2 separate regions of the Homo sapiens genome follow, and region 1 is linked to region 2. Evidence: chromatin loops called from intact Hi-C (ENCODE). Cell type or tissue: dorsolateral prefrontal cortex. All regions are shown on one strand. Links, peaks and the distances in the headings refer to the core of each region. The heading gives the core; the rest is flanking DNA. Region 1 has its middle 66 kb from the start of LINC02337. Region 2 overlaps SOX1 (SRY-box transcription factor 1).

Region 1 (15,696 bases), core at 3,112-11,111, 540 kb after region 2:
TCTTGTTGCTCTTCAGCTACTGATTTTGGAGTGGGACCGGGCTTCCTGGCCCCCAGACACTTTCTTCTCCAGCCTGGAAGAGGAGCCTCTGCCCACACGACCAGGTGTCAGAGATGCTGTGCCAGGCAGTGAACACTCGCCAAGGAAGACCCAGGCATGAGACTCAGCACCAAGAAGAGTGGGAAGGGCTGCGGGAATCTCCCACACCCTTTGGAATCCAGCCTGGAACCAGGTCTTGGTGTGGAGGGCCTGGTAGCACGCAGCCAAGACAGTGAGGAATAAGGGAGAGAGGCAGGCAGGCCGTAGCCCTGGCCTGGCTGAGCAGAGACTGAGCAATTCAGCAGGAGGCGCGAGGACATCTAGCACCAGCCTGGATCCCTTGGTGAACCTTTGTCTATTAATGGGTCACTTGGTTCCCTTCCAGTGAAAGCGTCATCCCCTGCGTGTTTGCAGAGGCTCTGGGGCTCAGAAGCAGCTCTTCAGTCGCCTGCATGGTCCCCATGTGCCCTCATCTCTCCCATCCCCCCATGCTGGGCATGGAGGCAGCGAGAGGAAGACACCTCCAGCGCCTGGAGATGCTGTGCACAAAGATGCAACGCTCAGGGCAGTGATGTGGTCCCTGTGAGGGGCCTGGACTGAAACCCACCCCGGACAAGAGGTCAGACGCTGCAATTCCCTACCCCGTCCCCCACCAAAATCTGCCCTAAGCCTTCCAGACCCTGCCTCTGCAAAGCAGTTACTGCTGCCACAGGTCATGGCTGGCAGGGGATGGAAAGTGCAGGCCAAAGAGAGAGGAACTTGGAGTCAGGACCCTGAGATGCAGGCCGCTCTGGCCCTGACCTTGTCCACGGCAGCCTCAGCGCAGAAACAAGGAGACACCTTCCGTCACCACGGAGCAAGCCCTTCACCATGTTTTCAAAAACCTGCCATCCTCAGGATGGAGAAGGAGGAGGATGACCGAGGCAGGAAGGAGTTCAAGGGCAGGAGGTGCTGAGGGGCTCAGAGGGAAGGGAGGGAGAACCTGGCAGCGCCCCGAGCTCAGGTCCGGGCCCTGCTGGAGCCTCCGTGGAGCATTTGACAGATGAGTCACGGAAGCCCCCAAGGCTCTGCTTCCTGCGTTTTGAAAGGGAAATAATATGAGTGGGAATAAGATCAAATGAGATAAAACATATGATTATTTTAATAACCTATTGCTATGCCCCACTTGAGCACATTTTAAGTTTCAATTCTGGGGCTAGAACAGCTTCCAAACGGGTTGTACTGCAGATGGTGGGTGACCTCAGTGGATCTGAGGAACCAGTCCCCAAACTGTTCCTTGTCAAAGCAACGACCTTCCGTAAAGACCCTGCAGTGGCATCAAAACACCCACTTGGCTTGACTGGGAATTCAAGCCTGTCCCCACAAACGTGTACCCAACACAGAGTTCTCAACGTCCTCCTGGAAGGGGAGGGTTGACATGCTGTTTCCCCTGGTAGATATTCCATCCTGTGTATAACCGACATTTCTTCTGATGAGAAAAGATCCATCTACCCTAGTTTCAGTTTGGAAACACAAACTGTGATTAAACCGAGAAAATTCATTTCACAGTTTTATTCATCGCCGCCAGTCCCTCCTTCCTAATGATTGTTGGGCTGAGCAAAAGAGACGCCACTTCCCTCTAAAGGTAGCAAATCTAACAGCATATATAAAGCCAACTATGCAAATACGACCACACTATAATTGCTGTGAGAACCGGAACACTGAATTTTATGACTTTTGTGCATTTAACTTTCCTCCCATCATGTTGCATTAACGAAGGGCGTCTTTTTTTTTTTGCATTGAATTTATACCTAATGTGATTCCATTCTGCAGTCTTTACAGATGCAGATGAGGCAGCTATAGCGTTCCTGATGCAAAAACTGTTTTCGCTAAATCATATCAAAATGTTTCATGGATCACACCAAAAAGTGTTGAAATATGGAAATTGGTCTTTTTCAAAAACTGTCCTTAAAATCCAAATGGTATGTTTTGAATTTCTTTTCTCTACACCACACCCTTCCCAGTATTTGTGGAAAATTGGAGAAAATAAGTAATATATTAATTCCATGCTGCCAGGAACAGGAGAGAACGGTCAGACTGAAGCTTATTTTAACTCCCCTCTAAATAAAGGAGGTTTGTTCAGAGCTCGGGCGTTACCCTGGCACACGAAGCAGCAAAAGTTAACATTTAGACAGTCAGAAATGTTTTCTTACCTCACTTCTAAATAAGGGAACAACTAAATAATAATCTTTCTCAATTAGTGACACAAGATTTATATTTTTATACGCAAAAGAAGGCTGTGTACCTCTGTCTTAATGTGCTGTGTATGCACATATATTCAGCGGGATCAAACAAAACTGAAAACTGAAAATTAAAGCACTGTGAAGCTCTACAGGGCACAGTAGCTTCATGCTGCAGTGAGATGCACTCTTTGGCTACCCTGGCAGGCAAAAAAGCGTGAGAAATACTGTCTGTTTTGTATAATCGTTTCCCCGGTTCTTTAAGTAGACTGAAAACCACAACAAAATCTGCTGTGTGGAGAAAATTAACTGTTTGGGGTCTTATGCAAAGAATAATTAAAATGAATGTGAGTACAATTACGTAGATTAATGTAATTAGAAGGAGGTACAGTAGCCAGATATCAAAGACGCATTCTAAGAACCTCCAGGAGAATCAAGGTGGAGTGGAGAACAATACTCTTGAGAAGGCTGGGTGGTCTTCTCAGCAATTAATGGAGCTGAGTCAAAGAGAAGACCTTGAAAAGCTGCAGGAAGAGTGGATAAAGAAGGTGGGCGGGGAGGGGGGTGGTTTATAAAAAAAAAAAAAGACACTACAACAAAAGCAAGACTTCCTGCAGTTGACAGCATTCTTTCGGATGGGAGTGCACATCAGCCTGCAGCTATTTATTTTTCTTCCCGAGATGAAGAAAACGTGCAAATTAAATTAAATGATGCTAACGTACTGGCTACAACGATTATGGGTAGCTCTGCACATTCAGCCAAAATGGCGTTAATATGTCCCAGGACGGGTGAAAACGCGCCCAGGTTCGTCCTCTCCTGAAGGCGGCTGGCTGGGGCTCTGCGAAAAGTGCGCATAGGAGGGGAAGAGAGAGACGAACAAGGAACAGGCAGGGCTCAGCATCCTCCATCCGGGTGATGGGTAATTATTTTCTTAAGTAGAGAATATTAAGCAGCCGTTGGCTTTTCTATGCAATCGCACACCCTACCAGGACCTGGACACATCAGGCTGTCTCAGGGTGCTGGGTGAGCGCTCTCCTTATGCAGCGGCCGCTGCAAGCGGTTGGTTTCCTTTGCTTTGGCTTTAACTGGGGCAGGAGGGAGTCAGTGAGTAGAGCAGACTTGGAAACTACTTAATAATGCTGCTCCAGCGGTATACTTCCCAGTTCAATCACTTCACCCTGGTAGAACACCATACCTGGATTTCTCATCAACGTTAAGTGTGTTTTTTAATATATATAATGGTATTTGAATGACATTTATTTAATAGATTCAAATCATACACTGGGTATCTCTGTTACTGAATTGATTCTCCTTAACATCACTGAACACGTCACGGTCTGTCCCAGCATAATGCCAGGTGGGAAGTTTACACAAAACCACGCTTACTGGATCTATGCCTGGCTCTCAGGAATGAAGGAAAATCCCTACAGAATCGCTGGAAATTTTCCTCTACCCAGCACCACGACCGTAACATTTATTATTATCCCCATTTATTGCTTTCAATCTTTCATTAATAATTTAATGTTTAGAAAAAAACAAGCTCTTCAAAGCAGAAAAAAATCCATTCCAAGCTAAATAAACTTTTTTTTTGTCAGAGTTAAATGTCTTTGCATTTTGAAATGCCAGTTCCGTCACGAAGTCTTCATTAAAACCACTGATTTAGAGAGAAGGAAGTTTTGCTGTGAGCAAACCTCTCTGGGCTGCATCTGTTTGCACAGAGTTGAGAATTCCCTCCTAATGACCAAGTGTATGTGTACACAGTATCATATTTTGAACCTAATCTTGTTTTGGTCTCACACAAGCAGTAGATGTGTTTATTTATATGGATTTAATCAATAACAAGGGCTGCTCTCTACACAGCTCAAATACATCGCTTGAAAGCAAACTGTTATTATGGCATTTCTGAAGTTAGAGCTTCCAGCCCAGACTCTAGCAGAGTCCTTGTCATTCAGAAAGTGCCCTTTTGACTTAATTATCAACCCTTTGCTTGTTGAGTGGAATTATTATCTGAGGCACAGATACAAAATTATTTTTCCTCTGCCAACAGAACATGCAGCAATCCAAGTTAGAAGTGCACATGTACCCTAGAACTTAAAGTCTTAAAAAAAAAAAAAAAGAAAGAAAGAAATTGCATTTCATCACATTTGAGGCCTGAAGGCGGCTGTGGCAATTGCAGATGAGCTCACAGGTGAAGGGGGACGGTCTCCCGTGTTCCTGGGCCTGACTTCAGGAGTGGATTCACATTTCTGCAGGGCAGAGCCCCAGAGGCAAGTGAGTTTTCTTGGTATAAAGGAACCAAGGTTCAGAGGAACTTCACGGACCTGGGCTGTTGATGCCATGGGATTGACTCGCCTTCCTGTAGCCTTCCCTGGATGCCCATCTTCCAATGCTCATATCTTTTTGCACACGGTCTCCCACTTAAGAGGGTGAAGTCTCTGCCCCATTGACCCCGCACCATCTGACCTTTGATCTAGACAGCTTGCTCCAAATTCAGTTCTGAATGACTCCTGTTCTCTCAGGCACAATCTACATAATCCACTGTCAAAAACTGTCAAACAAATGCTTGATTTCATACACCCCATTTCAGCAGCCTGATCAAAACACCGAAAGAGAAGCAAGGAAGGGAGAAAGAAATCTCATCTAGGCTGGAGAGAATGTGGCCCCATAATGAAAAGCCACTGCAAGGAAGGACCCTGTGGGAAGGTAAAAATCCTATGTTTTTGTGAGTGTGCAGATGCCAAGTGCTGAATATGATCTCCACGAAATTCATGACATAAATTATAGCAAATGGGAGCATCTTGCATTTTCTTTTGCCTCCTGGACATGTAGACCCAGATTCTGACAGCTGCCTCAGAGAACAGTGGGGAAAAGTTTGCTAAGTGTTTTGAGAAAGTGTGCAGTTGCTTCTTCTTTGCAGACTTTGGGAGAACGAAGCAGAGTGAGGAGGAAGGGGATGTGTGACAAGTTCCTTTCATATTAGACTATTTTGTTTATACTGTTTTGAAAATAATTTAGACTTTGACTCATAGTAGAAGCATTATAACCTCCAGGATGAATAAATGAATATGACAATTTCTTCTTACATATAACCTGATTTTAAACTATTCTGATCTTTATAAATTTGACTATTTGATGATAAAACACACAACAGCATATTCAATATGCTAATATTCTATATAATTCAGTTTCTTATCATAGCAAAACTTTAAAAACTAAACAACAAATATATTTTCCTTGAGCCCAGATTAATTTAAATAAGTTCTGTTTTCATATTCCATTTTCAAAATTACACAGGAAAAGTTTTTTCCTGCATTTTTTATTTCTAATGACTGAATGGTTAAAAATTTATTTATGTTATTAGATTCAAAGATCATACCTTCTCTTGAAGGTAATGTGCTATTCTGCCTGATTATAATAAACGCCAATGTTTCTACAACGGCAACAGTTCACTGCTGCATTAGCATATTTGGGCTGAGGTATTGTTTTACTATGACCTGTATAATAAGTGTCACATTAGCAACACAACAAATCAAACGTTTGTTAATTTCCCTCGCTTTCCCACACAGCTGGTGGTGTTATCATGTCACCAGATTTTAATTAATATGGTAAGTAACACTTGCAAGACAACAGCCTGATTTTTTTCCCCTCTGTGTGCGTGAGGGTCCAAGTGCCTCCTCTGTGCACGTGTGTGCGTGTGCATGGCTGTACGCGTGTGTGCTGAAGAGAGAAAAGGGGGAGGAAAATATATTCGCAAGGGCTTTTCACAGCAAAGTACAGATACTAAAAACACACACAGACCCATGCGATCCTATTTCCAAATAAAACTTTCTTTACACCATTTTCTTTTGCTCTTCCAGATCAAAGCCTGCAATGCTGTACAATAAACATTTTTTAAAACATTACATAAAATGCACACATTTTATACTTGGGCTGGTTGTGTGTGTTTAAGGTTTTAGCATTTAAGAGAGAGATGCGATACTCTGTCTCCCGAGAGGCTTAATTTTAATTTCTGGCCTTCATGTGAATAGTAACTAACACATTTCTGACTTAGACACACAGACCATTTTAAGTATTTTTCTTGTGCTACGGTCTGATCAGCAATATTCTAGGGTAAGTCAAAAGTGCCATCTATTTGCAAAAGCTAGAAATGCAACTAAGTCCAAAGTGGAAAATCTCTCAACCCGTCCCAGCTGCCACGGCCTCCAGTTGCTGATGACAGACCCATAACGTGGCTCAGCCAGACAGACTGGAAGAAGAACGATAGCACTAAAATACACAACATGAAATCACAGTCCAGTAATTGTTACATTGTCAATAAAATATTTTGCAATGCCTGCACCCAGATTTTATTTAAAACTGTTTCAATGCATTTTTTTTAGCAAAACCTAAGATGGTGTCTAAATTCAAATAACCAGCATCTTGTAAAATATTGCCTGAGAATGAATGTATTTTAACTTTAGATTTTAAAAAATTCATTTAATAAATGACACAGTAGAAACGAAGTCTGTAACAACAGTAGAAACCCTTAAACCATCTCTGGAAAGAAAATTTCAATAAGAAAAATGGTGCAAAATTAGAACTCTCTGTAATGCTTTCTGACTTTAAATATTCTAAAGAGAAAGGAAACCTCTTTCTTCTGGAAATAGAAAGCAGAGATCCTTTTAAAAAGATGAAATTCTTCCCAATCTCCTTATTGTTATTTAACATATTTCCTTCTGTTGCAAAATACAAGACTTCCTCCCACGAGTCCCAGCTTCAATATTCCACCTACACGAAGGGGCCGCAGCAGTAGAATGCCTCTGATAGACCGAAGCATGGCCCAGTCCCTGGGCAGAGGGAAGCAGGGTGGCAACATGCACACACCCGCAGGTCTGTGGAGAGGCCAGGCCACCAAATCCAACACTAACTGTGAAGCAATGTGAGCTCCACCCTCTGTCCTAAAGCTGCTTCACAAAAACCTTGGGTTGCATAGAAGCAGACTTTACCGCCTTCAGCTCACAGTGTAAAAACAAGCTCCAACTGTATGTCTGCCTGTAGACAGCTGGTGGTGGTGCTGAAGGGAAACCTGGGCGCATGGCACCTCTTCAGAGCCTTCTTCTCTCCAGGTGTGTATGGGCAGACTGTACCCATCCACTACATGGAGGGCGTGGAGGAAAACCGCGCCAACGGGCTGATCTGTCAGACACAGTTCCAGGATAATTCCCTCAACAAATGAAGCACCTGAGCGTCTCCTGCCCGGTCAGGGCCAGGATCTGGAGACCACCCCACCACACACAGATGGAGGAATCTTCCTTCTGTGTCATTTACCTGCTTTGATGGCAGCCTTTGAGGGATGTCTGGGGTCCCCTTGGTGAGCAAAGCTGGTAGAGCCAGCCAGCAGGACAGCAGCCTGAAGCCCCACCCCCGGGAATTGTGGTCCTGAGCTCTGACTGCAAAGGCCCGCGGGGAGCACCTCAGCCAAGGAAGAGTCACCTAGACTGCCAACACCAGGCACGGGGCAAAGACTCCAGAGGACTCAACGGGAAATTATTCCACTGCCCAGCCGGGGCCATTCTGTTATACAGCAAAGCCCTGCCTCCTGGCTTAGCAGAAACAGGGCCTTTCTGCCTCCACTCCCACCCCCGGTGAGGCAGCAGCTTTAGTGCTGGGCATGAGCGGGTAGGAACTTCCAGCAGACTGGGAGATGTTCATCTTCCCCTAAGAGAATCGGCAGCCCAAGAATGTTGCCAAGGGATCCTCAAAAGAACTGGGACTTAAATCACCTTTGTAAGTAGGAGACACGTGCCCAAGAAGCCAAGGGACCTTGCGTGGCCGTGAGCGTGACAAGAAAGAGGCTAGAGGTCAAGACACCTCCAGCCCGTCTCAGAAGGCTGCACGCAGGCAGCCCTGGCTGTGAAGGAAAGCAGCTGTGAGCTGAGAAACCAAGCTTCCAAATTAAAAAACAAGAAAATATGCATTTCATGCTGACCAAATAGGGGCAGAAGAGACCTGTTATGGATGAAGAACTGATGAGCTGAGTGGCTGAGAGAGGCAAAGAGGGGAGGCTACGTGGATACGGCACAGGCGGCCGCAGGGCCAGGCCAGCAGAAGCCCAGCTCTAGAAAGGAAACAGGGAGGGAGGAGGAGGGGGAGGGGGGAGGAGCAGGGACGGAAGGAGAGAGCACGCGTCTAATCCACAGAGCCGAGAATTGCCAGAATCCAGTCAAAGTGGCAAACAGATGATAGAAAGATAAATAAACCTGTTCATCTTCCAAAAAACAATTTGGAATCAGTAAAGCATCCTACTCACTCGCCGTCAACGCCTAAAATCACAGGCACACACATGCACACACATTCCCTCTGGAGTAATACTGAACCCCAGCAACTCAGGCCTGGCGGGGGTTAGGGTCAATGCAGTGACCACTAAGCATTGGTGTTCTGTGCTATTGCTCTGCCCCATGGAGGGCAGCCCCAAGAGCTCATGGGAGACCCCCTGTGCTTCCCCAGAATGGAGCAGCAGAAACCAAGCCTGTCTTCAGGAACATGGGACAGCAGAACCATAATATTTTTAATTACATGTAAGACTTTGCCAGTATAAGACACACCATTACCTTGCATACCAGTAAGAAAGAAACATGTGGTCGGTTATCACTGTAAGTTGTGATGGATGGTGAAATGCATCTTATTCTAAAATTATTAAATGTAAAAACTGTCTATCTTAGCATAAATGAAGAATATTAGTTAACAAATATTTAGAAATCAAGTAGAAGTGAGATGCGATTGCCCCAGTCAGCTGTGTTACTAAGATTGGAGAAAATTCAAAGAAAAGTTAAAACACCCCTGTGATATCCTACCAATTAACTTTCGGTGGCTTTAGAAGGTAATTCCAAAAAATAAAATTTAATTTTAAAAATCTCCCATTCCATGAAGCTAATTTCAAGTTTCATCCCAAGTTTTGCACTTATGCTCACGTTGGCCTCCTGAGAGGCCAGGCAGACAGCAGGTGTCAGTAGGTCATGAGTTGTCCAGAAGCCAGTTGGACAGCAGCCATCAGTAGGTCATGAGCTGTCCAGAGGCCAGGTGGACAGCAGGCATCAGTAGGTCATGGGCTGTCCAGAGGCCAGGGGGACAGCAGGCATCAGTGGATAATGGGCTGTCCAGAGGCCAGGTGGACAGCAGGCATCAGTAGTAGATAATGAGCTGTCCAGGGCCAGGTGGACAGCAGACATCAGTAGGTCCTGGACTGTCCAGAGGCCAGGTAGACAGCAGACATCAGTACATCATGGGCTGTCCAGGCGCCAGTTGGACAGCAGGCATCAGTAGGTCCTGGGCTGTCCAGAGGCCAGGTGGACAGCGGGCATCAGTAGGTCAAGAGCTGCTCAGAGGCTAGAAGGACAGGCATCAATAGGTCATAGGCTGTCCAGAAGCCCACTGGACAGCAGGCCTCAGTAGGTGATAAGCTGTCCAGAGGCTAGGTGGACAGCAGGCCTCAGTAGGTCATGAACTATTCAGAGGCCAGATGGACGTAGACTCAGTAGGTGACAGGCTGTCAACACTGGTTGCTGCCACCACCACTCTGCCCCCACATCATGTATGGGAACAGGAACAAACAGGGGGAGGGGGAAAGGCAGGTAGTAACACATACAACAAAGCCCACGCCCCAGGTTTGAGACTCCATTGCAGTTTTCCAGCAACCAAGAACACGAGAAGGGAGGAAAAGAGAGGTAGACCCTGAAACCCTTTCCACGGAATACAAGGAAATGCACCTCCATGTGGTGGCAGGGGCACAGATGCAGCTCTGGGGGATGATCGCCTGTTTGGAAGACAGCCTGCAGACTGCACCATGCAGTACTGAGAGGGCCGATGAATCGCGTGAGACAGTAAATGACGCAGGAAAATTGTGTTCTTAGGGTTTTTTTTGTTTTTGTTTTTTTGTTAAATTCCTGCAAAATTGTATGTGTAATGCAACAATCATCTGCTATAAATAGAGTCTTTGTCATCTGTTAGCTGAGCCATTTGGGTGTTGCAAAAATCAAAAAGGAATTGATTTTGATGTTCTGACATGCAAGCGAAGGGGAGCGCATCCTGCTGATGAACCAAACACAGGCTCCAGGGCTGGTGTGCAGATCAATCTCGTACCTACGTCAGGTGTCTGTGGCAATACTGAGGAGAAAAAGCCACACATCCCTGGAATGCATGGCCTTTGCTGTATGATGCCTTCTCCGAGGAGCATTACTATTCTTACCTTCCGTTGAGAGTTACGTTTTTCCTAATCCCCCTGACCCTGAGCACTATTTATAAAATGTACAATCAACAAGCAAAGAGAGAGGAAGGAGGAGGAAGAGAAAGGGAGAGGCAGAGAGCACAGATTCTCACATTTAACCCCAAACACCATTCAAGCAGGAGTAGTGGATAATAATCAGCAAGGAAGCCCAGCAGCCTCCTGTTAAGCATTCTTGTTCTCATTAGCAGGGCTGGCATTCTTCATTACCCAAACCATTCAGTTCAGCTCAGGAGCACCAGAAAGAAGAACTTTCACCATTTCCATTATGCAACTTGCCTCTGCTAATTTTAGTGATTACACTGGGTCTGGACATATCATTAATCTCATTTCTTGTGCCTAGTTTATTTCAAACAAACAGGAGGTGTATTATTCTCCCTGGGAGGCTCAGGAAGTGCCCGCCTTCCTCACGCTTCCTCACAGCCACACTACCAGGACAGTCTTTGGAAGAGAGATGTCAGCCCTGCCCATGAGCCAACAAGCCCGTCGGTCGGCTCCACGTGAGGGCAGAGCCGGTTTCTGTCCAGGCCCACTGCTGACACCCTGCATCTACACTGCTGGCTTAATTTTGCTCCCATCATCTGGGGAGTTATATTTTATATAGACACACTCATAAATTCCCACTCATTTTTGGAAAAATGCCCCCAAATAGTATAGAAATATATATAGAAGTCTGGGTAAAAATCAGTTCCCAAAGTGATTTGCAAAGTAAAAATGGCTCATTAAAGTTGCTGGAAATAACACTACTTTTTGTGATTAGACCAGAGGGAACAGGCATCATGCACACAGCTTCTCAGCTCACACTGAATTCCTGGAGGGGCTTTTGGAACAGTGTGAAGAAGGGCTCTCTAAATCCATTCTCCAGTGATTGGCCTCAGAGAAGAAGCAAGGGACAGACACATTCAAAGTGTTCTAGGAACAGGGGAGAATGTTCTAGTGAGACACACAGAGCCTCCAGCTAGCCTTCAGCATCACGCAAGAGCACAGACATGTATGTTCCTGCCTAGGAAGAAGTGCAGGTGTGCATCTGCCTGCAGGTACTGTCCAGCCACTGCCACATCTGCTGTGTCAGTATCTGGCACCTCCACTCACATCAGGCTCTGTGAGATCGGACATGGTTGTGAATGGAAGGTGCGTGGTCAGAAGCCCATGAGTGACCTTGGGTAAGTCACACTCAGCCTCAGGTTTTTCATCTGTGAAATGGAGAGAGTACAACCTTTATACACCTGTGAGAATTGTGTGAAACAATGCTCATAAAAATGCAAAAGTCAGATAGAGGCTCATTCAGGGTCTCAAAGAAGGCCTCTGAGAACCTGTTATGTTTGAATTGCATACAGGAAGAGAATTATATTAGTGAGATACTGAGAACATCTCTGTGGGATGCTGTCTCCTTTCCATTCATTTTCAGTCATCCACTCCTCCACCCACCCATTCATCCAACCATCCAATCATCCATTCATTTGTCCATCCATCCATCCATCTGCCCATCCATCTGATCATCCATCTGATATCCATCCATTCATCCATCCATCAGATCATCCATACATCCCTCTATCTGATCATTCATCCATTCATCTTACCATCCATCCATCTATCCATCCATTAATCAATCTTATCATTCATCCATCCTTCTATCTGATCATCCATCCATCCATCTGACCATCCATCCATTCATCCATCCATCTGATTATTCGTCCATTTGGTCCACCAATTCATCTGATCATCCATCCATCTATCCATCTGATCATCCATCCATCTGATCATGCATCCATCCATTCATTCATCTAATCATCCATCCATGCATCTGATCATTCATCCATCTGATCATCCATACATTTGGTCACCCATTCATCCATTCAACCATCCATCTGATTATCCATCCATCTGATCATTTGTTCATTCATTCATCTGAGCATCCATCCATCTATCCAACTGATCATCCACCCATCATTCTATCTGGTCATCCACCCATCTGACCATCCATCCATTCATCCATCTATTTAATCATCCATCCATCCATCCATTCATCTAAGCATCCATCCATGCATCTGATCATTCTTCCATCTGATCATCCATCTGGTCACTCATCCATCCATCCATCTGATCATCCATCCATCTATCAGATCATCCATCCATTCATCTGACCATCCATCCATTCATCTGACCATCCGTCCATTCATTCATCCATCTGATTATCCATCCATCCATCCATCGATCTGACCATCTATCCATTAAGCCATCTGATCATCCATCCATCTATCTATCCATCCTTCTATCTGATCATCCATCCATTCATCTAATCATCCATACATGCATCTGATCATCCATCCTTCTGGTCACCCATCCATCCACCCATCTGATTATCCATCCATCTGATCATCCATTCATTCATTAATCTAATCACCCATCCATCTTTCTATCTGATCATCCATCCATCCATCCATCTATCCATCTATTCATCTAATCATTCATCCATGCATCTGGTCATTCATCCAACTGATCATCCAGCCATCCTGTCACCCGTCCATCCAGCCATTCATCTGATTATCCATGCCTCTGATCATCCATTCATTCATTCATCCGATCATCTATCCATCTGATCATCCATTCGTTCACCCAATCATCCATTCATTCATCCGATCATCCATGCATTCATCCAGCAAACATTTACTGAGCTACTCCCTAGTTCCAGGCTCTGTGGGAAATACTGGGACACAACAGTGAGCAAAGTAGACAGCATCCTTATATTCCTGGAATTTTCTCTCCAGGGGGAGGGCCATAAAATAATCAAATTTGAATCAGTAAGTGCAGAATGACACCTGTGGTGTGTGCACTGAAGGAAAGGAACGGGGCAAAATGAAAACAAAGTGATGGCTTGGCCAGGCCTTTTCCAGGGAAGTCTGAGAAGTGTTCTCAGAGATAGAGGCCAGAGCTGAGAGGGGCTGGGAGGATGGCATGGCTGGATAAAGGAGTGAGAGGGAACACTCAATAAGTGGAAAGGAACCCCATGAAGGCTGCAGTGTTAGTTTTCTGTGGCTGTTGTGACAAAGTATCACCAGCTGGGCAGCTCAAAACCACAGAGATGGATTCTCTTATATTTCCGGAGGCTGAGAATCTGAGATCAAGGCCTTGGCAGCCTTGGGTCCTTCTGAGGGCTCTAGGGGAAGATTCTCCCTGGCTTCTCTCCCAGCATCTGGTGATGCAGTGCTTGGTGCTCCTCAGCCTGTATCACTTGGATGCATCGCTCCAACCTCTACTTCGTCGTCACATGGCATCTTCTCTGTGTGTCTCTGTGCCCAAACTTCCCGCCTGATGTGTGGACCCCAGACGCTGTATATAAGTCCACCCTAATCCAGTATGATCTCATTTTAACTTGACTACTTCTATGAAGATCTTATTTCCAAATAAAGTCACATACATAGGTTCTAGGGCTTAGGACTTCAACATATCTTTTTAGGGGACACAGTCCCCTAAATGGTCCTACAATAGCTGAAGAGTGAAGGCGAAGTAGCCACAGATGAAGCTAGGGGAGGAGGCAGGACATGCTAGGCCTGGCAGGCCTGGGAAGGGACCTGGGAAGAGAAGACGGAAGGGTGATAACATCTGGAAGGTAGGAAATGCGTTGGCAGTTCTTGTGGTGCTGACGGTGGCTTCTCAAATTCACTGCTGCAAGGATTTCTTGAGGACCTGTATCTGCAGGCCTATGCCCCACACTGAGATGTATGGTTAGCAAAGCTGACAACAGCCCCAAAGTAACTTAGGAAGTTGTGGGGAGAGATGCTGCTTCTGTGGATCAGGCAATGATCCTGGGAGGGGAGAAGGATGCTCAGGAGGTGAAGACAGCAGCATGCATTGGGTCCAGGATGAGGGGGAGCCATGTCCAGTCCAGGCTTCAAGGCACTGGCCTGCCCACCAGACAACTGGGGTGTTCATGCCATATTCTGTCCTCCCTGCAGCCAGCCCCACCAAAGACCCTCTAGGATGTGCTGGCATTCTAATAGTTTCTTATAAGACTGACTTTTTACATCATTGCACAATGTGTCTGTAAAATAATATCTATTCTTACTCATGTGTAGGGCATCTCCCCAACTGGATTCCCACACACAGATACATCTCTTCTCCTGTGCATGAAGCCTGCTGACTTTCTTCATTTGAGCAAATACAGCCTAGTCTTAACCACCCATGGCAATACCCTACATAGATAACATATCTACCCTATGTAGACAACATTAAACTACATTTTCACCTATACATATGCCACCTGTTGATTTTTCCAAGGGGCATTTATGTTTCCAAAAGGATCACATTTTACACTAAATAGACAAATCCTTTAGAATGGCAGAGCCAGGCATAACACACAGCAGTCGTTTGCGCATGGTGCAGCAGCCGGACAGCACCTAAACCATGCCACCGACAGGGCTGACACTACCTTCTGTAATATTTCTCATCATCATTCTCTAAGTGCTTTTAAGACACTTCTTATGACCCACTTTTTACAAGAAAATCTTAATTTAAGCTCAGGCTCTGCCTCCTATTGGCTAGATGTGCACTCAGGCAAGTCACTGAGCTTTACTCAATTTCCATCCCCAGGCTCCCAAAGCCAAGGAGATCAAAGGGAAAATGCCTTTGAACAGTACCTGGTTTTCTTTATTTTGCCATCCCAGCTTTTCTGTTTTCTCATTTGCCCTGAGCCTGTCTGTGCTGACAGCTTGCTGCTAGCAACATGCCTGCCTCTCAAAGTGCTCTCCCGCCTTCTCTAATGAGAGATGTCCAACCTCAAGAGGGCTGAGAAATCAGATAAGTGGCCTCCTCTGTTATGCATGAGGGAGAGGAAAGTAGCATACATGAAACTTGGAGGGCTCCCCAGGTACAAAGTAAACACATTTTAGGATTTTGTCACCTTAATTTAAATGAACGTTTTTGCTTATTTTGCTCTGGGATGGTGTTCTAGATGGTACAGGTTGTTGGCTAAGTGATCTCTAGGTAAAGGAGTCGTGAACTAAGTATCGACCCCAATTCTACACCTGTATCTACATCTTTCCATGGCCTCACTGCGAGCAAAGGCCACTGGGTCCTTCCTGTGATGTTATGCTCGGAGTGCTCCCTGCTTCAGCTACAGAAGGAGGTGAAGGAGAATGTGTTGGCTCCAGGTCTCAGGAAGCCTCTCCTGCCAACAGG
Region 2 (14,387 bases), core at 6,388-14,387:
AAAAGAACAGTTTCCCAAGAATGGAAATGTTATTGTTTACCACTGGGCTCAGCCATGAACAATACTTCTACATTCAAAATAAGGTAAACACTGGCATTCACTTAACAAAATCCAATGATGTACCTACTTTGGGAAAGACGGGAGTAGGAAAGAATGTGAAAGAACACCATAGCTTTATAGTCCTGCTAAGGTCTGAATAGATGATGTCTACAATTAATAAATCAAGAATAAGCAATACAAACATATAATCCAGAAATATGGAGATAAATATGTGAGAAGAATGCCAAAAGAATTCTATGAAGCTGCTGCTGGGGAATGGGTCCAAGGGATGGGCTTGAACAAAGCGTGGGTCTGCTGTTTTCCTTGGGAGCCTATGATACTGTTTGCCTTCTAAAGAAATGTTCATATGGATTATATTATTAGCATTAGAGTCTGTCAGCTCTGGGCTGATCCTGAATCTTCTGTTCATTGATAATATGCCCTTTGGTAGATTACTTAACCCCTGTTAGTCTCCTCACTCTATAAAAAGGGGAATAACTATACATCTCAGAGATGTAGTGGGGATAGTATGAGATTATGTGAACTGCATGGAATTGCACTGCATTCTTCCGAAGGGGTAAAGGTGGTTTAGTAAAAATAAAAATAACTCCCAGGTGGCATCTGAGGGTTATTCAGTTTCCTTTCTGCTGTAACGGAGGGACCGTGTTGTTTGGAGTAGAATTCACATTAGTGGCCACTACATGCTGTCTTAACATGGCAACAAGAAGTAAGTCCCCTCTGACCTGCTGTGGCTTCTACAGTGCCATGATGTAGGTGATTAATTCAGGATAGATTCAAGGTCATTGAGAGGGTAACCAGTTGGTAGGAATACGTATTAAAAGCTCCTGTTTGCAAACAGGTCTAGGGGATAGTAAGGGTATTCAAAAGCTCATGAAACACTAAACTACTTCTTTTTTCAGCAGTACCAAGGCCTTTAGAATATGGACTATTTACTAGGCAAGAAAACTCAGTGTCATTATCAATCACCACCCATTATGGCTTGAATGGTGTTTCCCCCAAAAATGTTGACGTCCTAACCCTAGCACCTTTGAATGTGCCTTTATTTGGAAATAGGGTATTTGCAGATGAACAGGTCAAGACAAGGTCATTAGAGTGGGCCCTAATCCATCGCCTGTTGTCCTTTGAAAGAAGGGGCACTTGAACCAGGCATGCATGCACTCGGGGAGCAAGCCCTGTGAGGGTGAAGGCAGCAATCAGGGTGACGTGTCCCCAAACCAGGGAATGCTGAGGATGCCAGCAACACTGTAAGCTGGAGGGAGCCTGGCACTGACCCCCTCACAACTTCAGAAGGAACCAGCCCTGCCATCACCTTGATTTTGGACTTCTCTACACAGCTGTGAAAGAATAAATTTCTTTTTTTAAAGCCACCTAGTTTGTGGTACTATTACGGCAGCCCCCAGAAACTAACACAGTGAGGCCCCATTTAGTACACATGGGAAGGTTAAAGTCTCCTAACTTAATCCTCCTAAAATAATCCTTTGAAAGCATAAGGAGAGGCTGTTAACACTTGCTCTTCATCTTTGATCCATGCTTTCCAGCCCTGATCAACTCTGCAGCAGCATCTCTCTGGATAGGGTGGCCTCATCACCAAAATCTCCTTGTCTTTCTAACATTTGGTCTTTCCAATGTGACCCATCTCTGACCCTGCTTTGGATTCACTTCTAGCTTGTAGGTAATCCCTTGCTTCTAATAACTTCCTTAACGTTCCATGTATTTCTTGGCCTGAATTATTTATTTCTAACGTCCAGTCATTGTGATGAATACATACAACTAAAATATTTAATCACATCTAATACAAATGCAATTAAATGACTACACTACAGGGTTCTGACTTCAATAGGCATAAGGTTGTCGAAGGTTATTTTTATGCCTTTTCACTGAGCATGGGTAACAACAGGTAAGGAAGCCTGATGTCTTTCATTTTTTGCTCAAATTGGGGTCCAGTGAAATACTGGCTAAAATGTAAATCACCTTCTTGCTCTCGTTCACTTCCTTCTCTCACTGCTGCCCCATATTTTCCTCAGTCTTTCTCAATTTTACTCAACAAGAAAAAAATAAGAAAGTAAATTTTAAAATAATAGAATGCCTTTGGCCACATGCGGTGGCTCACGCCTGTAATCTCAGCACATTTTGAGGCTGAGGTAGGGGGATCACTTGAGCCCAGGAGTTCAAGACCAGCCTGGGCAACATAGAGAGACATTGTTCTACAAAAAAAAAAAAAAAAACAACAAACAAACAAACAAACAAAAACAACAAAAAACAGCCAAAACAAAAAAAACTTTTTTTAAAGTTAGCCGGGCATGGTGGTGTGTGCCTGTGGTCCCAGCCACTCAGGAGGCTGAGGTGGGAGGACCACTTGGGCCCCAGAGGCTGCAGTGAGCAGTTACGGTGTCACTACACTCCAGCCTGAGCAACAGAGCAACATCCTGTCTCAAAAAAGTAGTTTAACATGTATAACTAAAAGTTATCATTTTCAAAGGGAGCATTTTCCCCAGATACATATATATTTGATGAACATATAAGATAAAATAATTATTCAAAAAAATAAAAAGGTGAATGAAAAGTTGTGGTTTCAGGGTGCCAGTGATCAATTAGTACTGACCCCTTTACTTTGTAAACTCCTGCCTTTGCACATGGACTGGACTGGTCATTTCTGTCACCGTCATGTACAATTCACAGTCTTGCTGCTGGTGGGACACATCAACTGTCCCTCATAACCGCCCGTGACGTTCGGAACTACAAACACTGTGTAACCTGATGGTTTTCCTAGAGAGAAGAGAACTCTGAACCCAGAAAGAAAGAAAGAATGTACTGGAACAGAATTGTTTCTAGGAGAGTTAATGAAATAGAAAGGTAGAATCTAGGGTAACTCTTAGAGCAGTTTTGCTGATGGTCAAAACTATTAGACTAAGCATCTTCTTTAGAAAGTTCGTAGAAATCCTGGCATGGGGAGCATCTGTGACCAAAATAGGCGACAAGCTGATGGACACGGTTTAGAAGTTCTTCAGCACGTGAGCGCACATGCTAGCATTCTGCCATCTCTAATTCTGTCTGACTTGCATAGATTTAAATTTGGTTATGTTAATCTGAGTAAGATGTTAACGTAAAAGCTTTCTTGCTCATTAAAAAAAAAAATTTATTTCAGCCTTTAAACTGAGAATACTACTAGAAATGTAGTCTCAATTCTAAAATACCGACTATGAAATATGGATAACAAAGCAAATTATCCACACGAAGGAAAATTATATAAAATTCTTAAAATAATTAAGCCAACACTTTATTATTCAAAAATGAACACATCACCTGTAGCAACTATTTGCAAAAAGCTAAAATTGTATTCAAAACCACAGCTTCAATTAAATGGTATAATTGCATAAACACAAAATGTAGGCAAAAATAGATAATTTTACATCAATCTGTTGGCTACAAGTTTGATATCAATTTGAATAGTATAGGTTTTCATAACACCCTTAGCACCCCCAGGGATTTTTTACAGTGCCCCAAGCTGAAATGCCTAACTATTCTGTTTGTTAAATAGTTAACTTCAAACAACTTCATATATATTTCTGTTCTAATAACGTAGCAGTCATTTTTTAAAGTGACACATATAGACTGAAATAAAGAATACTATTTTCACCTCACTTCTTGCACACCAGCCTTGCATACTGGTGGTCTGCACGTGCCTGTCTTGAGCCGCACGGCCTCTCCAGCCTTGCCTCTGGTTCCGCCCAACCCTGCATTTCCTGGTCTGCACTTTTCCCACAGGAATTGCTTTTGACACAGCAACTGCCAAGAACCCAGTTTCACAAAGATATGATGTCATCCAGGGAGTGTAGCTGCAAGTTCACCCTGGGAGTCTAAAGCTGCCTCCAGCTAGCTCACAGGGCCTGGGAAGAGAAGTCTAAAACTGCCTCCAGCTAGCTCACAGGGCCTGGGAAGTGAAGTCTAAAACTGCCTCCAGCTAGCTCACAGGGCCTGGGAAGTGGCCGGCGTTGCTGTTTCCCTCAGAATTTAAAGCTATGCTGAGCTTGTGGGGCTCTGGGGTTCCTTGGCTCACAGTTTGAGAAACCACAGGCATCACGGACCAGGTTGAGGTGGGTCCCGAGGCACCACCCTGTCACCAGGGAAGGGTGACATAATTGATATAACATTATCTATTTTTGCTGCTTTTGCACTGTGCTGACACCAATCATTCTGATTATCAAAAATAAATTCCTAGGTTTGTATATTTCAAATATCCAAGCAAGTAACACAGTCAAATCCACACTGCAGCAAGGGTTGGCACAAAGTGGAATCATAACCCGGCCCCGGAGGCAGAGCAGGTGGGACTAGCTGTGGGCCTATTTCTACGTCAAGATTCTGTCTCATGGTGTGCCCCGCAGAGGCCTCCTAATGGCTCCATGACAAAGCCAGAGTGTGGCCCAGCAGGGTCCCTCACAGTTCTGGTTTCAGTCTGGGGGAGGGAGTGGGGCTGCCTGTTCCCTGCCTGGCCTGCTCTTTCTGTGTGCCTGAACTAGCCCTGTGCACCTTATCTTAATATAATAGGACCCAACACAGCACAGCACAGCACAACACAACACAACACACAGTACAACACAACACACAGCACACTACAGCACAATTAACATAACACAACACAGCATAACACAACACACAGTACAACACAACACAACACACAGCACAGCACAACACAACACCACAACACACAGTACAACACAACACACAGCACACAGCACAATATAACATAACACACAACACAGCATAACACAACACAACACACAGTACAACACAACACACAGCACACAGCACAACACAGCACAGCACAATATAACACACAGCACAACACAACACATAGCACACAGCACACAACACACAGACAACACAACACACAGCACAGCACACAGCACATCAGCACAGCACAACACACAGCACAGCACAATACACAGCACACAACACAGCACAGCACAGCACAATACAGCACAACACAACACAACACAACACACAGCGCAATACAGCACAACACAACAGAACCAAACAGCATAACACAATACAGCACAGCACAGTACAACGCAACATAGTGTAACAATACAATACAACAAAACAGCACAGCACAATACAACACAACAGCACAACCTACAAGCATTCCTTGCACCAAACTACGTGGGGAATTATGCAGCAGGTCCCGGGGAATTCAGGGCTGGAAAGCGGGCTCCCTGGCCCGCAGTCCCAGGTCCAGTGTTGGCCTCACACAGACCCCCGCCCCGCCCTGTGGCTTCCTCCCGCAGCAGCTCAGGCACCCTCCCCAGCTCTCCTGCACCTGAGCAGGGGCCCACGCCCCGCCATGCAGCGGGAGCAGGCTGCTTATCTCCCCGGCTTTTCCAGCCCCTCATCTCTGGGCGCCGGACTGCGCTTTCTGTCTCTTAATAACCACAGCAACAGCAGCCTCAGCTGGGCAATGACTGACGTTCCTGGTGTTCTGTGACAGAGCCTTTGGGGTCCACGGCCCCCTCATGAGGACAGGCTGGTCCCATGTCCACAGGGACAGAGGGACTCCCTGGGCCGACACGGGCCAGCCTTTCCCTGTGTTGGCTCTGGGATCCCTGCGTCTGCCCTGCTGTACTGAATTAAACTCAGTAAATATTTATTGCCCCTCTGCTATGTGCCCAGGGCTGTGCTGATTCTGGAAATAAAAACTTTAAAAGTCTAGCCAGACACAGTTGCTGTGCCTGGGGAGGCCAGGTGATGAGGGGGGGACCTGCCTCCATGTGCTTCTACCCAGGAGCACCGCTGCCTCAGGACACATTCCACAGGGGGGAAGGCTTCACTCACCCAGTGGAGGAGGACTCGCTGCGGCAGGGGCTGCAGGGGCAGGCATGGGGCCTTGGCCCTTCTTTGGTTAAGTTTTGAAAAAAATTCTCAAGTGATGAAATCACCTTAAAATGTTATTGCAAATGTTCTGTTTTTCTCAAACCTAATTTAATATCATCAGAATTGGCTCAAATTAAGTAAAAACATGTTATTCAAATTGGTATTGAGCTTTTAGTTTATAGATTGATTTAAAATGATCCATTTTGCTTTTATTATATCTTAATGCAATTGCATGATTTAATTTGAGCTGTGATTTTAAATATAATTTTATTTTTCTGCAAATAGTTGCTACAGGTGATATATTCATTTTCAAATAATAAAGTGTTGGTTAAAACATTTCAATAATTTTATATAATTCCCAAGTAAGTAAATAACTTGGTTTGTTATCCAAATTTCACGGTCAGTATTTTAAAATTAAGAACATATTTAAAGCATTATTCTCAGTTTGAAAAACTAAAATATATCTCTTCTAAATAAACATTTTAAATTTTAAAATATTTGTAAAATTCTCTTATTTAAAATTTATTTTTCTTACATGCTATTCAAACAGAGAATGAGTTCCTCCACAACCATCCCCTAATCTGTATCTCTATCTAGAAATATAATGAATGCTCTCTTCATTATGAGCAGCAGTATGGTAACATCCATAATGCCAAATTAAATGCTTTGTAGATAAAATACTGTTGATACACAATAATTTATTCTGTTTAGCCCCTTCTATTTGCATAACCCCTTTGTCTCAAAGAAATCTGAAGTACTTATTCTATCAAGCCTTTCTAATAAGATCTTCCCATTTTACAGATGATACTATCGAGAAATTCAGTAGCTACATACCATATCATCATTATTATTATAGTTATGATCTATTGGACAGAGGCAGTTCAACCCTGTTGCGGCACTATTACATGGCCCTTCTCTGACATTTCAAAGGTCCTTAAAATAACCCTCAACAACATGAGTGTTTTGGCCTATATTGTATTCATAAGGATTGCACAGAGCCAGTCTACTTACATACAAATTAGTTTGTTACAATTAGAAATTGATGAGACACAATCCATGACTGTGTGTAGTCCTTTTAATCAACCTTTCTTTAAATCAAAGATCACATGTGGTTTCTGCTTCCCTTGTTCCACACTGACTGCACTTCAGGAGAGTTAGGATGTATTTACAGGCAGCTAACACAACCCGTAGGAAAATGGAACTAAAATCAGTACATCAGTCTTTTCTATTAGGAAGATTCTAATAATTCAGCTCAAAAATTTTTTTTAGTCTTCCACTAATTTAATTTTTTTCAAAAATCATCTCAATTGAACAATTAAGTAAGAGCACTTTATAAATAATAAATAGCTACTCAAATTTAAATGATGTAGTCTTAGTAGCTACTTACCATAAAAAAAAAAATAGGCCCATCTCCTAACACGGGTTTCCCAAGTGTCATCCAGGACTGGCCTCAAAATCTCCCCCAAGTGTGTCTAAGAAAGGGCAGATCCTTGAGGCCCGCTGGAGCCCCAGAAGCAGCCTACCAGCGGCACTGGGTCTGAGAACCTGAATTTGGAGCCAGCTCTCCTAGTGATCCCATGCACCTTGATGCTGAAAGACCATTGCCCTTGCAAACCTCTGAGTTTCAATCTTTGACCACCAAGACCAATCCGAAGCAATCATTCATTAAAAAACAAAGCAACTATCACATACACTCTGTTCAAATTTACATTGCAATCTGTATCTACTGATAAAGAACATCCAACATGCACATCTCATGGGAAGGCCACCTGAGGGAGTATTTATTGGAGCACCAGGAAGTCACAGGCTCCACCGTGGGTGTACCTCCTCTGCAAAACCTTCCTCGGTTCTCATACACTGGGCCAGAGCACCCTACCTGAGCATCTGGCATGGGCCTGTGTCCCACACCCATAACCCTCGACATCATACTTGCCTGTGTGATCATCAGTCTCACCCACCAGATGGTGAGCCCTGTCGGGTTGATCTTTGCATCCTCAGCACCTGGACACAGGTTGCATACATAGCATGTGTTCATACTCAACTTGAACACGTAACAAACTTGTAATAAATGCTTGTTGAACAGATGAAAGAACGAATGTCGTAACTGTCAAGCAACTTTACAGAGAAATCACTATTAATATGGATACATGGAAAGACTGTGGTTTGTATCATTTCCATTGTTTCCTGCCGAGGGCAGATCTGGCACTTAATGTCCCAATTGTCCATTGGACGTGCCCTGAGCTCACACGGGCTTCCACTCCAGATGATTCTGGAGCGAGTGCTTCCTATTTGCTGGGCCCTGCATGCACCTTAGATGATGCATCCCTGGGAAGCTGGTTTTGTAATTTCTGCTTTACATCTGAGGAAATGGACTCAGAGGTAAGGACATTTGCCCAAGGACACAGAGCTAATCTCTGGCCTGCATGACACGGTGAAAACGGCCAGTTTTTACAAGGAAACTTCATTCTTCAGTTCAATTTCTAACATAAAGAGCTGGCTTCTGCTTCTCCATCTACCTGGACACTCTCACCACTGAAGTTCAGGCTTTTCCACTTACTGAAATGTCCCACTGGAGTTTGAATTACCTAAAACACGGGGTTGCTAAACCCTTTCTGAGGTTAAAATATTGCTCACCTGGCTTTCCTTCTGTTCTGTTACTTAGAACGAAAATGATACGTTGGCCTCTGCTTTGAATTTTTTCAGGTTGATCCTGACACCACTAGTCTAATGTTTCTAGGTTCTAGGTACCTAGAAGGCACCTCTGCCCTGCAAATTCCAGGGACCCATCCTGACCTGGGAAATCCCAGGTCAGTTCCTTAGCTGCCCGAGACTCGTTTCTGTGTCTTAGGAGTGCATAGGACTAGCGCAGAGTGCTATTGCTGCCACTAAATATCATCTCTCGTTAGCATTTCCGGGGTGCTCAGAGAGAAAACAATGTCTGGGTGATGACTCTTGTCAGTCTCCCCATTGTCAAACCCCATCTCACGTTCCTCCACACTCACAATATTTCCCCATTGGGAACATGCCTGACATTGCAATTTCTCAAAACTGCAGCTCTGCAGTGAATGCCTAATTCCTGAAACTGCAAAATCTAACAAAAGCGGATTTTTTCCACTGATTTGACTGGCTGACTATTTCAGGGCTTTGCATGTGATGACCTGCTGCTCTCCACAAACAACGTCTTCAATGCACCCACATGGTTGCTCTGAAGTGGCCGAGGGCAATTACAGCCTCGCCAGCTGCCTACCGGGCATCGGGAATTACTCACAAGGTCCAGTGTTTCTGCCGCAGACACGATTTCCCCACAAGTCACACTTAGCAACTCGCCAGGCAGCGTTCTGTGGCTTGATTTTGAACCCAGAACCCATTTTCCATCACAGCGCCCCCATGTCACCCAGGGTAAGCTGTGGACAGGTCATTCACTCAGAGTTGCTTGTTTTGTGTTGTTTTTAAAAACTGCTTTGTCCTTTGTTTTTGTTTGAGTGTTGGTGTTTCATATCGGCAGATGAAAAGTAATTTAGACGAAAATATGTCAATTCTGTTCTTTTTATTTTTACTATCAAAATAGACGATCATTTTCCGTCTTTGGATCTATCACTTGCTCGGGTTCTTCACGTGTTTTTCATGTGAAAACTCTTGCTGTTGTACTTTCAGCACAAATTTCCAGCTTGGCTGCTAGGGAAGATGCATTTATCTGCTTTCTTCCCTTGCCCCCTGACCTCCCTCTCCTCTTCACCCACACTCGGTTTTCACTCCTTTCCCGCGGAGCCGCGGCTTTCCCTCCGTGATGAAAAACGCCACGCGCAACGCCCGGGAGCCGCAGCTCTGCCCGGGTGGAGAAAGCGGTGTCGTGACAAACAGCATTGATATTTTATACCCCGATTCTGCGTCACACACGCCCCCCAGAAATAGATCCAGGGCTGCGAAGAAGCTCGGATAAGGCGAAGATTCCTGGAGAGCCTGGGGACGCAGTCGTCCGGGAGAGGAACCAGGCCTTCCTGTGATTTTTTTGTTTCTTATGGAAATTAAGAAACAGTTTCTAAAACAGAGCCTCTGGGGCAGAGAGCGCAGGCAACCTTCTCCCCAGTCTTCCCTCCAGAGGAGCAGCCGAAGCGGCCCCGGGGAATGGAAAAGGCAGGTGTTTATGAAGGAGATGGAGTCCTGGGGGGCAGCCAGTCACGCCCTGCAGGCCCCAGTCCGCGCCCGGGTCGCTGGTGCGCGCTCCCCTCGGCGCCCGTCCCCGATGACGCTGAGGCCCTGGGGCGCTGTGGCCGCGTCCCCTCCCCCTCCCCTCTCTCACGCCGGACCCGGCCGGTACCCGGCCTCCCCTCCCCCTCCCTTCGCGCCCACTTGTTGCCGTCCGGCCCGAGCCGTGCTCGTTCCGCCGGCTGAGTGTAAAAGGGTTTGACTTGCGGCTGACCCCGGGTCAGCACTTTCTCTCCACTAATCCTGCTCTCCTTCTACACAAAACCCTCGGCCCCGTCCCTCGCAGCACTCATCTTAATCTCCACCCGCCCCCCGCCGGCGGCTGACACCGGCGCGGACCTGAGGGAGATGGGCTCCCAGGGCGCCCGGGGACCCCTGCGCCCTCCCGCCCCGAGGCTGCGGGGACGGGGCCGAGGCAATGAGGGGACTAGTAGGGGGAGCGCGGGCCGCCCCGAGACTCGTGCCCCATCCCGCCCCGACCTCCGACTGGGCGCCCAAGGGCCGGAGAGGGACGGAGAGGGGAGCCGCGCGCGGGCCTCGGCGGGGGAGCTTCAAAGACAAAGAGGAGGCCGGGCCGCGCTGAGAGAGGCCGGCGGCGGAGACGCAGCTCGGTGCGGGAGTCAGAGGGCGGTGGAGACGGCACAGGGACTGGAGAGGCGGTGGGAGTGGATGGCGGGGGCGGGGAGGGAACGCCGTGTGCCGGGACCCCAAGGACAGCGGCGCGGTGTGCGGGGCTCAGCCGCGGGCAGAGCCGGAGAAAGGGCGACTTGGAGAGGCGCAGGCAGGGGGGTGCGCCCGGGAGGCCCGAGGCCCCGAGGAGGCCCGGCCACCCCCGCCCGGAGGGGACACGTCCGGACCAGCCGCAGACGCCGCTCGGCTCCCGGGGGCGGGAGGAGCGTGGTCCCGGCGGGCGCGCAGCTGGAGAGGAAGGGCCGGGGAGGGAGGAGGGAGAGAGGGAGGGAAGAACGGGGGAGGCGGGGAGGAAGAGGGAGGAGGAGAGCTCGCCCTCAGGCAAGGGGAGGTGATCCCGAGGCCTGGCTCGGGCGGGAGCAGAGGACTGGGTGAGGGGTCCCTGCGTCCCCACCTCCCGGCCTGGGCCTCCACGCGAGCCCCCCCGCCGGCCCTCGCTCCGTCCTGACGCCGCCCCACCCCGCCGGATACTGGGGGCCCGCACCCCGCTCACTTTTCCCCATCTGGCCTGGCCTTTCAGTCTCGCCAGATAGTCACGCTGGAAAGAGAGCCGCGCCAAGGCCAAGTCTGCTTTTCACTTGAAGTTTCCAAGGACTCAGACCGGGGGTTAAATTCTGCCGCCGACGCCTCTGGAGCCGCTGCCCCCGGGCCCAGGCCGAGCGTGGGTGGGGAGGGGGCGGGAGTCGGCCGGAGCCCGACGGGGTCGAGGGGGCGCTGGAGTCCGGGCTGGCCTGAAGCGAGCCTTCGGGGGGGGGCGGGCACACGTCCGGGGATGGGTTTCTTGAATTAACTGGAATTTTCCGGAGACAGAAATCTGCGGCGCCCAGTCTTTGCCGGGGGAATGAAACGCGGGAGCATGAGTGCCGTTCTCCCACACGCGTGATTTTAATAGACCTATCAGTCACGCTCCCGACGCGCATCTGGAGATCACGCTGTGCCCGAGTCTTCTTTAAAACTAATCCATCTAGTACGTTACGGGTGGGTTTCTCCGGGGAAGGGGACGTCAAAATCTCAACAACAAAAGGGGCGGGTGAGTTGAAAAACAAAACAAGGCAAAAACAGAACAAAACAAAGCAAAAAAACCCTCAAGTAAACCCTCCTACCCTCAGTTTGGAGGGCAGGGCCCGAGCGCAATGGCAGATTTACGAAGTCACACTGTCGCCCCCGCAGAAACTGATGCAAACTTTGCACTAGGCCTCAAAGACTCCTATCCGCCTTCCCTACACGGGTTGCAAACATAATTGGACTAAGCGACAGAAGCACCACCCTGTGATTTGGGAAGTGAATGAAGTCGTCATATAATATAATAACTATCATCATATAGTATTTCACTCCGTGAATACGATGAGTGTTACCTTGGCCAAGCACCGAATTCACAGTCGGCTCAGGGCCTACTGTAATCTTTTCTCCACTAATTTGAATTGGAGCGACACTGCTGGGGGCGGGGAAGGGGGGATAGAATCTCAATCCTGAGATGAATCTCAGCTAATTTCCTTGCCCCCACCCTGTGATATTTTTAAATGGAGTCATTAAAAATTTATATTTGCTTTTTTCTGTGTTGTTCTAATCAACAAAACAAGGAAATAAGGTGGTTGGAGCACCTGGCATTGGCTATTTCAGCTGACTGTGCACGAAGCACCTGCAATAAGATGCCAAACTGTAAAAGCTGCTTGCCTGGCGTCCCGGGCGCACTAACTCAGCTTTTCATAGTCTGTGCCTCTAAAGTGGGGCCCACATCCTAATCTTGAGCCAAGACCTAGATGCCAACAATTGGACACAGAAACTCCAGGGTACACACAGGGGAGCACAGGGGCCAGACTGAGAGTGGACGTCAGTCAAAGAACCTCAGAGAGAGTCCTTTAAGTTTGTATATTTCAGAGAAAACCCTCAAGGTCCCATTGGACCCTCAAGGTCCCGGTGAGTTAACAGAACAAGCATTATAAAATTTCCCAAATCATCTCCCGGAGAGGACTGGGGAGGCCCTTATCCCGGACTAAGTCGTAGTGGTGCTCAGCCATCCATGGGCGCACAGACTCTTCCAGAAACAACTGCTTCAGAAAGGATCAAATAGCTAAAAGAAATAAAAATAAAGAAAAAGAAAAGAGGGGGGGGGTTTATTATCTTGTTAGAAAGCAGTGGACATCATTCTTGAACTTTTTTGTAATCACTTTAACGAATGAGTGGTTTAAGCAAAATTATCAAAATGACTTCCCAAATTACACGTCAATTGTCAGATCAGCATTATACTTAAAGCTATTCTCGAATGCAGGCTGAATTCGGTTCTCATTAAACTTATAGCATAGGCTCACTTTTGGACGGACAGTCCATACTCCAGGACAAGGAAGGGTGTTGAGAAAGCGAGGGGAAACCTAAGGCTGCTGAAATAAACGTATTTCCATCTGGGCTTCAAGTGTTTTTTTTTTCCAAAAATATAATTTCATCTTAACGTTGTGATTAATTTTTAAATGTATTTGCTACAGTATAATTTTTAAATGCAATATTTAATGCTGTCAGATTACTTGAAGACAAAGTTTTACAGAAATTTTTAAATTTCAAAAAAAAAACTGCAATGTACCAATAAACACCTAGAAAATAATATAATTAAAAAATTTAAAGCATCAAACAACCTCAAGATCTCGTCAGGAATAATGAACAAGGCATTTTGCGTTCACATCGGTTAGCAACTTGCATCCCAGTTCACGCGGGGGAGGGTGATGGTCGATATTTCTGTGTGTGTGAGAATCCAGCACAATTATTTTGCCCGTTTTCCCAAGAGAAAGAAGCCAGGGGGAGGGGCAGAGGATGGACGGAGGGGGCTCGGCTGCAGTACGTTTTGGTTCAGCGATTGTGTTTCCTTGAAACACATTTAGATAAATTCTGCTCGAAATCTTAATTGCTGGGGAATTGGGAAACCCGTGACCTGCCCTGGTCTTTGTCCTTCATCCATGGCCTGGTCCAGGGTCCCACCACTGGGGTCTTCCCTTCCTCCTCCCTCCTCTGGACCAAACTGTGGCGCAGACCCCCAGCCAGGTGGAAGGCGCCCCGCTTGCAGCAAGGTAACGCGCAGCAGCCCCAGCCGTCCGCAGTGAAACAGCCGGAGCAGAAGATACTTTTATTTCTCGGCCCGTATTAACACTCAGCTCTACAAAATAACCTATAGGTTTTAACTTCCTTCTCTTTCATTGAAAAAGGTTCCTTGAAAAATCCTGTCCTCCCATTCCCCGGGGTTCCCTTACTTTTAGTTCATACAGATAATTTCCCTGTCAGATTTCCTCATTGCATTTTGAACTCATAAAACATGCACATAAAAATAGCATGTTACAAATTTATGGAGAAAATGGGCTCTGTCTCTTAAATTTGTTGACTCGAAACATTTTGGGTGGGGGGTCTTTTTTCGTTTTTAGAAGAAAGGCTTTTTAGAAAACTATGTACATAATCTGACTTCTCCTCCCCGCATTGCAACGCCGAAAATAAAATTTTTCACAATGCATTTACAAGAAATAATACAAAACCCAAAAAAAAAAATGGAAATGCTCAGATACATAAAGTTTTACAAAACCCAG

The links. A loop is a pair of places that touch in the nucleus more often than their neighbours do. Peaks named below come from ENCODE experiments on the same cell type or tissue, not always from the same donor. Only the 100,000 strongest peaks of a DNase experiment are listed, where the experiment ranks them.
Region 1: it touches region 2 in a loop (2.8-fold over the local background); 2 of 110 quality-filtered maps call a loop at or near these places.

What each region holds. Positions count from the first base shown.
Region 1 is chr13:111,522,410-111,538,105 of GRCh38, reverse strand. No RefSeq gene overlaps it. Among named protein-coding and RNA genes, the nearest start is that of LINC02337, 66 kb to the left of the region's middle. RefSeq lists an enhancer at 5,437-6,131. In dorsolateral prefrontal cortex, for the core only: a CTCF peak has its summit at 6,391; a DNase peak (open chromatin) is centred at 6,465; H3K27ac peaks cover 430 bases; H3K27me3 peaks cover 1,883 bases.
Region 2 is chr13:112,069,408-112,083,794 of GRCh38, reverse strand. SOX1 (SRY-box transcription factor 1) reads right to left here. Exons shown (of 1, transcript NM_005986.3): 1 at 12,089-14,387. All of the region lies in intron 1 of SOX1-OT (SOX1 overlapping transcript), which reads right to left. Among named protein-coding and RNA genes, the nearest start is that of SOX1, 9.5 kb to the right of the region's middle. RefSeq lists enhancers at 8,690-9,470, 9,471-10,251. In dorsolateral prefrontal cortex, for the core only: no CTCF peak of the experiment used is centred there; a DNase peak (open chromatin) is centred at 11,093; H3K4me3 peaks cover 5,203 bases; H3K27ac peaks cover 5,597 bases; H3K27me3 peaks cover 7,696 bases.